Regions from separate parts of the Homo sapiens genome. Here region 2 is linked to region 1. Evidence: chromatin contacts called from ENCODE Hi-C or POLR2A ChIA-PET data. All regions are on one chromosome and are shown on one strand. The core of a region is the stretch at or near the end of the contact, and the rest is flanking DNA. Distances in the headings are between cores, read along the strand shown. Region 1 holds the start of LINC01659 (long intergenic non-protein coding RNA 1659). Region 2 holds the start of DERL3 (derlin 3).

Region 1 (6,042 bases), core at 1-2,500:
TTTTTGCCATGGAAAGTTTTAAGCATATATATAAAAATATGGAAAACAGCATCGAGAAGTCCCTGTGAGCCCATCCCACCCTCTTCCCCCTTCCTGGATTATTCTGAAGCAAATCCAAGGTATCGTAATCAATTTAGCTGCAATCATTCAAGTATTGTAGCATGTGTCTCTGAAAGGCTGGTGACTCCATAAAGCCCTAACCAGAGTCCTTTTATTGTGGTAGGACCTGGTCTCGGTGGGTGAGGACAGTGGGGAAAGGGGCAGCGTCCAGCAGGGTGACCACCTGTGCGAAGGAGAAGAGAGACAAAGCACCTGGTGTTGGACCAGACAGGGGGCTCAGGACCTTGGGCTGCAGTTGACCACGTGAGGCCCTTAGCCTCCAGAGAAGGAGCTGGTTTAACATGACCCATGGTTGTGGAGACCTTGCTTCCTAGGTGGGGCTGCCGTGCCCCTACCATCCTCCCACATAAGCACGTTACAGAGATCTGTGGAGCCAAGGGGCTAGTTCACCAAAATAAGACCTGGCCGTGTCCACCACTCTGCTGGTCTGGCTGGGGCTGCCGTCACAGAGCCCCACAGCGGGGGCTGAGACCGCAGATGTGTGTCTCACACAGTTCTGGAGGCTGAAATCTGAGATCAAGGGTCACCGGAGTTGGCCCCTGGGGAGGACTCTCCTCCCGGCTTGTGGACGGCCGCCCCTTGTATTCCTGTGTGGCCTTTCTCCTGTGCACTTGGAGAGCTCTGGTGCCCCTGCTGGATCAGGACCCACCCTTATGACCTTCATCAGACTTGACTTCCCTCCTTAAAGGTCCTATTTCCAAATACAGTCACATGGGGATTAGGTTAGTATCTAAATTTGGGGGACACAGTTCAGACTGTAACAGTTGCTCTGCACAGCCCCGCTCGGTTACATCATAGATGTTTGCACACATCTGTGCACGTGAACTACGTGTTATCTGTTGCACATGCAGCGTTACTAAACAGGGTTCCCTTATACCTCCCGGGGTTCTCGGAGTGGCGTCTTCTCTTTTGCTGGGAACCTTGCCGCCTTTCCTCTCCCTGCCCCTCCCAGCCCGTGGGCCACCTGCTCTCTTCCACGCCTTCCTTTCTCCTCTGCTTGTGCAGCGGAAGGTTCTGCCAGCAGGGGAGTTAGTGAGCAGCCAGTGGAGGGTGTGCCCAGCCTTCCTGCTGCAGACCCGCCCCCAAGTCAACACGGACTTCCCTCCCTGCGCGCCAGAACTTTGCGTTGTTCTTAGTGGCATCTGGGGTCGAGGAGGGCGACTGTCAGCCAGTTGGGGGATGTTTTCTTCTTGGTCTCTCGGCTTCTGCTTCCCTGTGAGCTGGGCAGCCTCAGCCCAGGTCCTATCCGGTACTCAGCTGGCCTCGGTGTGCACAGCGCAGGCTTGAGTGCAGCCGTGGGGGCGGGCGGGGCAGAAGCAGGGCCCCTGGGAACAGCTGAGTCTGAAGGGTCAGAAGCCACGGCCCCTGTGGGGGGCTCTGGGGCAGCCAGGGGAGCTGCTCGTTAGTCGTCTCTGGGGCAGAAGGAAGGGACCTTCACCTGGGTTGGGACTGGGCCTGGGTCCCCAGTCTCACAGGGAGCTCGTCCTGATTGTACCTGCCCGGCTGTGACGGCTGAGCCCGGGCTCCTGGAGGCAAGGCCACCTCAGGCCTCCAGGGCCGGAGCCGCAAGGAGCTGCTGGGTTTCCACAGGGCCACGGGGGCTGCGGCCACACGGAGCGGGAGCACAGGTGGGAAGGGTGTCTGTGAAAAATGAAATCTGTTGCCGCTTCCTCTAGCTTAATTACTGGCATGGTGGTTGCAGAGTTGAAATGCAGCTTTAAAAGCCTTTGTGAGTAATTAGTGTCAAACACACAAGATCTACAAAGCCATAAACTCACAGCTTGGTGATATTACCAAGTACTAATTAAGAAAGAAAAAAGAAAATTCCCTTTCATGATCAAATTTTGAGCCCTGCCAAAGATGAAAAACAAGGCAATTTGCAGCCGATGGCGACGCCGGAGGGTAAGTGGCGTCCACAGGAAGATGGCGGCCGAGCGCGGCGAGCAGGCAGGGTCTGGTTGAGGGCTGGGGTGGTGACGGCGTGATTGTGCCTGGCTACCGGGTTCTCAGCCAGGCAGCACCTGATTCCCAGGAGAGATGGAATCCCAGCTCAGAAAGGGGAGACTCATGCGAGGGCAGAGGCAAGGCACCCGCCCAGAAGGATTGGGGGTCTCCCCATTTCACAGGTGGGGACACTGAAGCTGAGCTCACAGCCAGGAGAGGGACAGCAGAGTGACGGCCGAGACCATCTGCACTGCGAGGGAAGCAGCGCCCACCTTCCTTGGTGGTCCGGGAAGGCCGGACCGGCCCCTTGGGTCCCCACTGGCCTCAGCCACTGTGGGCTCGTCCAGCTTCAGGTAGGCGCCCGGCCACTCACCTGGGAGGCTCTGAGAACGACAGCTTCTGTCTCGTGAGTGACGTGGTGCCCGCTTTCATCCTGGGGCCCACAGCTGCCAGGAGAGGCCAGGCCGAGGTCAGGAGGCTCAGCAGCTGGTTCCATGACTTCCTCTTCGCTGAGGAGGTCAGGACAGAAGCTTCTAGATGACAGGCCGCCCAACTTGGTATAAAACAGCAAATTTCTGTGCCTGTGCTGTCGGGCTGTGAATGACTTCTCGTCTGTTTCATGAGATGCAGCTTCAGCCCAGGGAGCCATCAGATGCAGCCGGGCGAGACGCGGAGCCAAGAGCTGTCCTCGCCCCCCATGTGAGTGACTGGAGAGACGAAATTCTCAAAGTCTTGTCACTTACGGGGATATTTTTAACCCAGGACCAGGGAAGCACAGCTCTCATTGGTGGCCGAGTGCTCTGGCGCTTGGGCAGTGGGCAGCAGCCAGGTTATCGGGACGTGCTCAGGCCCAACAGGACCCCCAGAGCCGCACCTGCCCCCCACAGAGTAGAGCCGGCCCGGGAGCGGCCTTGGTCACATCTAATCCCACCAGCCGCCGACAGTGGAGAGCTGTGCCTGGCCCAGAGATGTGGGCATCACATCCAGGCTGCAAACACACGGGGACCACCTGGCCCCGCCAGGGTTCGCTCTATCCTGGCTTGGCCTGCATGGCCTCTCGCCGTCTGCATGGTCCACTCACCCGAGTCAGGGCTGGGGCATGCAGGGAGTGTGCAGTGACATTGGGCAGAGGGAGGCTGCTCAGGTCCAAGTAGGCAGAGAAACCGCATGCCCAGGCCGCTAAAACCTTGAACTGCAGGAGCCCTGAGCTGCTGTTGCTGTTTTATTGTTTTGTTTTGTTTTGTTGTCAGATGGAGTCTCATTCTGTTGCCCAGGCTGGAGTGCAGTGGTGCGATCTTGGCTCACTGCAACCTCTGCCTCCCGGGCTCAAGTGATTCTCCTGCCTCAGCCTCCCGAGTAGCTGGGATTACAGGCACCCGACACCATGCCTGGCTTTTTTTGTATTTTTAGTAGAGACGGGGTTTTGCCATGTTGGCCAGGCTGGTCTCGAACTCCTGAGCTCAGGTGATCCATCTGCCTTGGCCTCCCAAAGTGCTGGGATTACAGGTGTGAGCCACCGCGCCGGGCTTGTTTTACTGTTTATGACGCGGCTCTGCTGCCGCTAGGACAGATACTTGTACAGCCCGATTCAAAGACTGTGCAGAGGCGTCTCCCAGATACCCCAGGGTGCACTGCAGTCAAGGAAGGCTGCCTGGAGGAGGTGGCCTGGAGCTGGGGCTCACAGGTGAATTAGAGTTTGTCTGGCTGGGTTGGGGAGATGTTTCTGGCCTCAGGATCTCACGTGCTCATGCTCACCGGCTCCAGGGCACCCAGCGTGCAGGGAGAGCAGAGGGGTAGGCCTCGGGCTCCAGGCCAAAGTTGGGGAAAGAGAGTGTCAGACCTGGGCTTGGGGGACGACTCTGATGTCGTCCTCATGGGGGATGGTTGAGTAAAGGGTGGGGTGTGGCTCACTCGTCTGGCCCTCGCCCATGTGGAATGCCCACCGTGCTGGGCCCCGCTGCAGGTGCTGGACGCGCAGCAGTAATGCGGGGGTCCTGCTCCGCCTGGGCACATCTTCCAGCAGGGATTGGAGGGCCGATGGCCAGGCAGGGTCTGTGCTCTGTGTCTAGGTGGTTACGGGGGGAGGCGGGGAGCCTGGGCCTTGGCTGTGGGTGGACCTGTGGCTTGCTGACCTGGTGCCCAGCTGCCCCACCTCCCAAACTGTGAGAAGCCAGGACCAGCCCCATCCTCCATCCAGATGGTCTCTGACGTTGCCCTGGGAGCCGGGGGGGAGGGGTGGGGGATGTTCTAACTGAAGGGCCTGGGCGGCCTAGAGCCCTTCTGTATCTTCTGGCCAATGGTTTTATCTGGTCCACTGCCTCCCAAGCCTGCACATCCCATCACGCGCATTTAAACTGTTAAAAAGTTACTCCCTTGACTAAGCCGGAAATGCTCTCTATGGCCCTGTGGATCTGCGTCCAGTTCCCCACGACATTCCGTTTTTGGAGGCTTTGTGAAGAGGCTGGGGGTTTGTCAGCCCCACTCGGAAGCGAACAGGCTGGTTCCCCGCCCCAGTCCCAGCTTCTCCTGCGGGCAGCTGGCCTGAGAGCCAAGCACTCCCCAGGCCATGGCACCGGGTGGGCAGGACGCTTTCCTGCCAGGCAGGAGGCAGAGCCCTCCCTGGGACCCCGAGTGTCTGTCCTGGGTGGGGACTAGACAGTGACCACCACCTCGACCCCGGGCAAGCCCACCTAGCCCTGCCCCCCCACCAAGCCCTGCTCCACCTACACGAAGCTGCGGCCAGCCCCTTTTGCCCCCAACCTAAATGACTGAGAAGTCTGTTAGGGAGGGCCTCCCTGTCACTCTAAAGAGCAGGAACAGGACATCCCTGCCCCAGGGCACGGAGGCAGCTGGCCATCTGCGAGTGGGACCCGCCACGGTTGGCCAAGCTCAGGCCATATGAGCTGGGACTGGCAGGCAGTTCCTGGCTGCCTCAAATCTGGGGTCCAGACTCTCTGCTGACCTCCCAGAGCCCGGCGTGTCTTTGCACACTCTGTCCTTGTCCCCAGCCTCCTCCCCGCCCCAGGGTGTGCCTGGGACTTTAGGTAGTCTTACCTGTCAGTCATACTTTCTTCTCGGCCAGGGACTGTGGACGGCAGGACGTTCACCCCGTGGTCAGTGGCTGGGCCTTTCTCATGAAGCAGCTTGATTGAGATGTCATCTACAGAGCGTGCAGCCATCATCACAGTCTATCTTGGAATGAATGCCTTTATCACCCTGGAAGGAAACGTGCCCCATAGCCATCCCCTCCCAGCCATCGGCAGCCACTGTCTGTGTTCTGTCTCTAGACTCCCCTACCGGCAGTGTTGCAGGGAGATGGGCTCAGCGATGAGTGGTCTCTGGCGTCTGGCGTCTTTCACTGAACGTAAGGTTTTCACGGTTCGCTCACATTGGACCACGTGCTGACGCTCCATTTGTTACTGATGAATCATACAGTCTAGTGTGTGGATAGACCATGTTGTTTATCCGTTCATCCATTGATAGAACATTTGAATTGCTTCCGTTTAGGGCTATTACACACAGTGCCGCTGTGAACATTCGTGTACAAGCTTGTGTGTGGAAATGCATTTTTGTTTCTCTCGGGTGTACACCCATAAGAGGAAGTGCCGGGGTCACGTGGTAATTTAACGTTGAGCTTTGTAAGGAGCTGCCTCTTCTCCCAGGTTCTCCCCGTCCTCCCCAACACGCGCCACTGTCTGCTTTTATGATGCTTTTCCATCCCAGGGGCTGCGGGTGCCGCTGGGTTACAGGGTCCGTGAACCTCCTGAGATTCAAATGCAAAATGTGAAGTGGGTGTTGGCGTGGGTTTCGGGTAGAGGGACTGCAGCCCCTGCACGGGGTTAGGAATATGTTTCCCAGTCCAGGCAGAGCTACGCAGGAATCGCCTCTAGACACCCAAGAGGGAGCAGTTTTGTCTGGAGAAGTAGCCCACTGCCGTGTTTCACCAGGCTGGCCTGTGATAGCTGGACCTGCCCCGAT
Region 2 (5,908 bases), core at 1,457-3,956, 410 kb after region 1:
CTGTCAGGGTGGCTGATGAGAGACAGGAGAGGCTAGATTGGCATCAGCCTGAAGGCACCACTGGCAGGAACATCTGTAGGCTGGTTTGGCACAACCTAGGAGACGCCTGTCCTGGCCCCAGCAGCCGAAATCTGGTGAACTTCCCCGCTGACTGGCAGGTAGCAGAGGCCTATGGTGGGCAGGACTTGCCCAAGGCCCTGGTGGGGCCAGGATGAGAACCCTGAGCCTGTCACCTGTGAGCTCAAAAGCTCTGCCTGGCAACCTGTGAGCTCAAAGCTCTGCCAGGCAACCATGGGCAGTTTCTTTGCCCTCTGTGGGCACCCCTATCCTACCACCTGCAGTTGGGCTGAGAGGCCACACTGAGTGAGGACGGGGCAGGCATAGAAGGATGTGGCCAGGTGAGATGGGGAAGCCAGTGCTGTGGGCCAAGAGACTGCAGCTCATTCTGTTTATTCAGGTGGGCCCTTGCATGGGCCCAGCCTTTAGGATGGGTTTTTTCTGCCCCAAGTAGGGGTCATGGGTAGGATGGAAGCTGCCAGAAGCCTCTTAGGCCTGGCCCTGGGTGGGGGTCACTGCTGCGGGGGTGGCAGATGGGGTCCTGGCTGTTCCTCAGGGAGGGGCAGGTAATTGGGGTCTTCTGCAGGGGCATCCAGGAGCAGCTTTCTGTGGGGAGGGGCCCGTGTTGAGCACAGGCCAGCACAGGTCCCCATCGGTGGGGATCCTTCTGAGGGTGGGGAGAGGGAGGGAGGGCTCTCAACACTCACAGGAAGCCAGGGGTCTGCAGGAGCCTCTTGCCTCCAGGCTGGTTGGGGAAGACGTCCTCCAGGAAGTAGTAGATATGGCCCACCGCAATCCCTGTGAGACAGCCACGGACTGTGGGGTCACCCTCCACAGCCCAGAGTCCTAGACCAGCAGAGCCTGCCCCAGGCCCCCATCCACAGCCTGGTGGCCCTGCAGGCCCCACAGCATGAGTGCCCCAAAGCCTTGCACAGAGTGCCAGCCCCGGGTTGGCCGTGAAGGACAAGCTTAAAAGGCCCAGAAGCAGGCAGGACCCAGGGAGGGGAGGGCCTGAGAATAGTGGAGGAGTGGGAGCCATGGGGCAGGAACCCTGACCCTCCCATCCTCACTCCCATCAGGACCGTGCAAGCATCAGTAGATCCGTCCTGACGATGCAAATTATGTGGGCCGGCTGGCTTGAGGGGCTGTAAGAGCACAGCAGCTGGGAGGGCAGGAAGATGGGGATGGAGCCAGGTGTGAGGAGAACTCCAGCAAGGATGGGAGAGGGGCCCCAGGGCATAAGCAGCGTGTCCTGAGGGGAGTGGCCAGCCTGGGGCGGACTAGATGTACCGGGAGGCTCACCCAGCAGGTCCACGAGGATGGAGTTGCCCAGCAGCAGCGAGAAGCCCATGAGCGCCCAAGGCAGGAACGGTGCCTGGAAAGTGAGCAGGCCGAAGAAGTTGACCCTCACCCGAGGGCTGCGGCGGCTCCACACGTACACCAGCATGGCCATGAGGGCCTGGCCCAGGAAGAACAGGCTGCCCAGGAGTCCCAGCAGCTGGGCCAGAGTCAAGGTGCTCCGGTGCAGGCCTCAGCCCAAGCCCAGGGCCCCTCTGACTTCCCAAGACCCTGGAATTCTTCCCCTCATCTCCCCTATGTGCTATTCCCTCATCAAGATGAGCCAGTCCAATAAAGGCGACACACTCCACGGGCTTCAGGTCCCACGAAATCTGCCCTGCACACCTACAGCCTCATCCCAGGGCCCAACCACTGCCTGTCCCTGCCCCAGTTTCTCCCGGCTACTCGCATTCAGGGCTCAGCTAGTGGCCCTGACAACCCACCTGGCTCTTTTGTGCATGGCTTTGTATTTTGCATACAGCACTGAAGATCTAGCCCTGACCCCTGCAGCTGAGCACAGAGTGGGCCCTCAACACATACTAAGCTGGAGACAGCGACTGTGTCCCTCTCTGGCATGGCTGTGTTGGCCCCAGGACCAACACAGGCTGGACGCCGAGGCGCCCTAGCCCGAGGTTCCAGAGCCTGCGGGAAGGATACGGTCATAAGGACGCCCCCGAAGAGAAACATGAAGACGAAGTCGGCCGTGCGGCCGCGGAAGGAGCCCTCTTCCAGCATGCGGCAGTAGCGGAACCTACGGCGTCGGTATAGGAAGTGCCACCAGGCGGGGCCTCAGTTTCCCCGTCCCGGCCTCTCTCCCAGCCCGGCCGGCCTGCCCTCCACCCAGCCCGTGTCCGCAGGGCGCAGGATACACGAAGAGCATGTTGAAGAAGAAGCTGAATCCCAGGGGCCCGAAGAAGAGGAAGTTGGTGACGAGCCTCCAGACCTACGGGGGACGGGCGGTCAGGTGCGGGGTGGGTGGGTCGGGCCCACAGGTGCGCGGCGCGGGGCGGCCTCACCTGGAACTTCCGGAACACAAGGTGCGGGTTGAAGTAGAGTTGAAAGGGGCTGAGGAGCTCCAGCTGCTGTGGAACCAGGGGCCAGTCAAGAGCTGCCCGGGAGCCACGCCGTAACCATGGCGACCCTCACCCCTCCCGCCAGAGGCTGTAACCAAGGCGACGTCCGGTCCGCCCGGCCGCTTACCACCGCGGCGGTGGTGAGGACACAGGCTGCGGTGTAAGCCCGCGTCACCGCCGGCACCTGCAGGAACTCGGCCGCTAGTCCCTGCCACGCCATTGAACCTTCTCAAGCACGCGTGGCCCAGCCAGCAACGCGCTCTTTAACCCGCCTCCCAGCCCCGCCTTCGGCCAATCCGCATCCGAGGCGCTGCGCGCCCCAGGCTGAAAAGAGAGCCCCTGAGCCCGACAGCCAATGGAAGGAAGAAGAGGGAAATTAGGGGCGGAAAGGGAGAGTGGGCGGGTAGAGGCTGGTGGCCAATGGGCAGGCGCCAAGGTTGAGCACGTGGCGGTTGTTGTGGCTGCGGTGGTGGCGCGGGAGAACGTGTGGCCAATGAGGAACTGGTCATTTCGCGGCTTTCTAGGAGAGGACCAGTAGCGTGGACCCACGACACCACGGGGGCGGGGCTAAGATCGTATGGGTTACAGGAGCGAAGACCCGAGCAGGCGAGGCAAAACTGGAAAGGGCGGGGCGCGTGGGCGGGGCGCGGAGTGTGGCGGCTCAGACCGTGCTGGCTCACTAACTGACGACCTAGCCACAACGTTGTCCTCGCTGCCAGCCCAAGACAGGCCCACCTAACCCACAGCAGGGAGGCATTCGGGAATGTGTCCAAACCTCCCCAAACGTCCAGGGCCCCACTCAAATGTGCCGGCCGCTGTCGGGGTTCTTCCCCGGGGGCCCAAGGAAGGAGAGGCAGGACTGCGGGATTGAGTCCAGGTGGGGCGCGAGGGTTGAGAGGCGCACCAGAGCAAGTGGACAGGCAGGAGAGGTCCTCAATATTTTGGTGGAAAATAGAAACCAACCTACCCACCTTCCTTCCCTCCTTCCCTCCCTCCCTCCCTCCCTTCCTTCCTTCCACCGTTTATTAAACAACTGTTTGCCTGACACTGTTCTAGATGTTGGGGATGTAGCATGCAATAAAAGACACTGTCTCTTAGAGTCCAGCCAGGAGGCAGTCAATACAATAAGCTAGTGCTGACACTTGATGAGAATATTGCCAAGTGAGGGGTGGGGCCACGTGGGCGTCCGCAGTGCCAGGTGGGGTGACCTGGGATACCTCTAAAGTTTGTCACTTTGCAAGCATCCCTGTGTCCATCAGGATGGTAACTGTGAAAAGCAAAACAATAAAACAAAATAAGTGTTGGCGAGGATATGGGGAAATTGGAACCCTTGGGCACCGTTGGTGGGAATATAAAATGGTGCATCCGCTGTGAAAAACAATATGATCATGACTCAAAAAATTAAAAATAGAATTACCGTATGATCCAGCAATGCTGCTTGTGGGTACACATTCAAAAGAATCAAAAGCAGGGACTTGAACAGATGTTCATACACCCATGTTCATGGCCCCATTATTCACAATGGTTCACATCAGTTCACCCACCGATGAGACAGACGAAATGTGCTGTCTACATGCAATGCAATACCATTCAACCTTAAAGGAATGAAATTCGGATACATGATGCAGCATGGATGACCCTTGAAGACATTACACCCAGTAACATAAACCAGTCACAAGGCTGGGCGCAGTGGCTCACACCTGTAATCCCAGCACTTTGGGAGGCCGAGGCGGGTGGATCACCTGAGGTCAGGAGTTCGAGACCAGCCTGGCCAACATGGTGAAACCTCGTCTCTACTAAAAATACAAAAATTAGCTGGGCGTGGTGGCGGGCACCTGTAATCCTGGCTATTCGGGAGGCTGAGGCAGGAGAATTGCTTGAATCCGGGAGATGGAGGTTGTGGTGAGCCGAGATTGCACCACTGCACTCCAGCCTGGGCAACAGAGTGAGACTCCGTCTCAAAAAAAAAAAAACCAGTCACAAAAAGACAAATACTGTATGGTTCCACTTATATGAGAGGGGATCAGGGAGTTATTGTTTAATGAGTGCAGTTCCAGTTTGGGAAAATGAAAAAGTTCTGGAGATGGATGGTGGGGAGGGTTGCATAAGAATGTTTAATACCACTGAACTGAACACTTGAAAATAGTTTGGACAAATTTTATGTTGTGTATATGTTACTAAAATTTAAAAAAAAACAACAAACCTCTGTGTTTGCTGTCAGGGTAGTGGACTGCCAGAGGAATCCTTGAGCAGGGGGAATCCTTAAGGGACAGTGATTACTTTCGGGGCTGGGAGGTGGAACCTGGAGGACAAGGAGGGGTGGGATATGGGTTTGCCTACAGACGGGACAGGGCTGAGAGGGGAGTCCAAGTGGATTCAGAGGCCTGAGCCGCAGAGTGGTTGGATGGTGGTGGTCTTTGTTGAGATGGAGGGCTCGTGGGGAGAAGGTGAGGGGCATAGAGGGTCCTGTTCTGGACTCATCGAATTTGAGGCATCTGTGTGACATCACTTGGAAAAATCTGAGTGTGGTGTTGGGGTAGGGGTTGGAGCAGACAGTCTAAATGTGGGTGCCGTCATCCAGTAGTAGATCAATGGTATTTGTAGCTTTGGGCGTGTGTGAGATGCTCAAGGGGCAAGGGTTGATGGAGAAAAGAGGCCAGGCCTGGGTAGCCTGACCTGCAGTAGCCAGGGAGGGAAGGCAGCCCCAGCTGGGGAGGCCAAGGGAGGCTGAGCCAGGAAAGGGCTTCAGGAGCCAGGCAGTGAGAATCCAGGGAGACGTGGCCCGGGAAGGGACTGTGAATTGCAGCCATGCCAAGGTTCCTGGTAACCAGGATAATGGCAGGCAGGAGGGAGAGGAAGGCACACAAATGGATGTGCCTTAACAAACAAGGGGAGTGCAGCCTTGGAGGGAAGTGTGGAAAACGAGGGATGCTCTGGACAGGGCCCTGAGGTCCCCCGAGGAGACTGGAACTGGCCAAGAGGGAGAACTGGCTGAGAAGGCTCTCAGGTGGATCCCAAGAGCGTGAGGGTCCCACAAGGGCCCTGAGAGGGGTTCCCTGGGGAGTGGGGTGAGACCAGTGCCTAATGACAGTGGGTTCAGGAGCCTTCCTCCCTGCTCTGGAGGGGACGGGGAGAGCCTGGAGTGCTGGAGGGAAGTGCATTTGCTGGAGGGATGTGAGGAGAAGGTCTGGCCTCATACAGCAGGGGTTGGACCAAGACACTGAGGGGTTGGGGGCTGGGAGCAGGGTGAGCGGACCCCCGCAGACAACCTTGGTTTTCCAGCAAAGCAGGCTAAGGTCATGTTGGAAGCATGCCAGGCAGAGCAAATCCCACCCTGGCAGCCACAGTGTGCAGCAGGGCGGGGACCCAGGGCCTCTGACGCCTGGGCGGGCGCCCGGTGGGCACAAAGGAGCCGGTGCAGGAGGTCGGGTTTCATGTCA

The links. Hi-C counts contacts between places; a loop is a spot of excess contacts on that map. ChIA-PET counts read pairs that join two places held with the same protein, here RNA polymerase II (POLR2A).
Region 2: a map of prostate gland shows a loop between it and region 1 (4-fold over the local background). The contact joins the promoter of DERL3 here to the promoter of LINC01659 in region 1. A Hi-C loop is called at or near these places in 1 of 168 maps with a recorded cell type or tissue (prostate gland). POLR2A ChIA-PET finds 5 or more read pairs at or near these places in 1 of 52 experiments (WTC11).

Annotation. Positions count from the first base shown.
Region 1 is chr22:23,432,314-23,438,355 of GRCh38, forward strand. LINC01659 (long intergenic non-protein coding RNA 1659) reads left to right here and starts at 1,251. Exons shown (of 3, transcript NR_110538.1): 1 at 1,251-1,748; 2 at 2,247-2,417; 3 at 2,511-2,758. RefSeq lists an enhancer at 3,339-4,030.
Region 2 is chr22:23,836,300-23,842,207 of GRCh38, forward strand. DERL3 (derlin 3) reads right to left here and starts at 2,707. Exons shown (of 7, transcript NM_001002862.3): 1 at 2,596-2,707; 2 at 2,412-2,477; 3 at 2,265-2,338; 4 at 2,053-2,146; 5 at 1,360-1,555; 6 at 765-855; 7 at 1-663. The coding sequence starts at 2,688. The coding sequence ends at 570. It overlaps SMARCB1 (SWI/SNF related BAF chromatin remodeling complex subunit B1), which reads left to right. Exons shown (of 9, transcript NM_003073.5): 9 at 1-1,710. RefSeq lists a silencer at 2,630-2,932.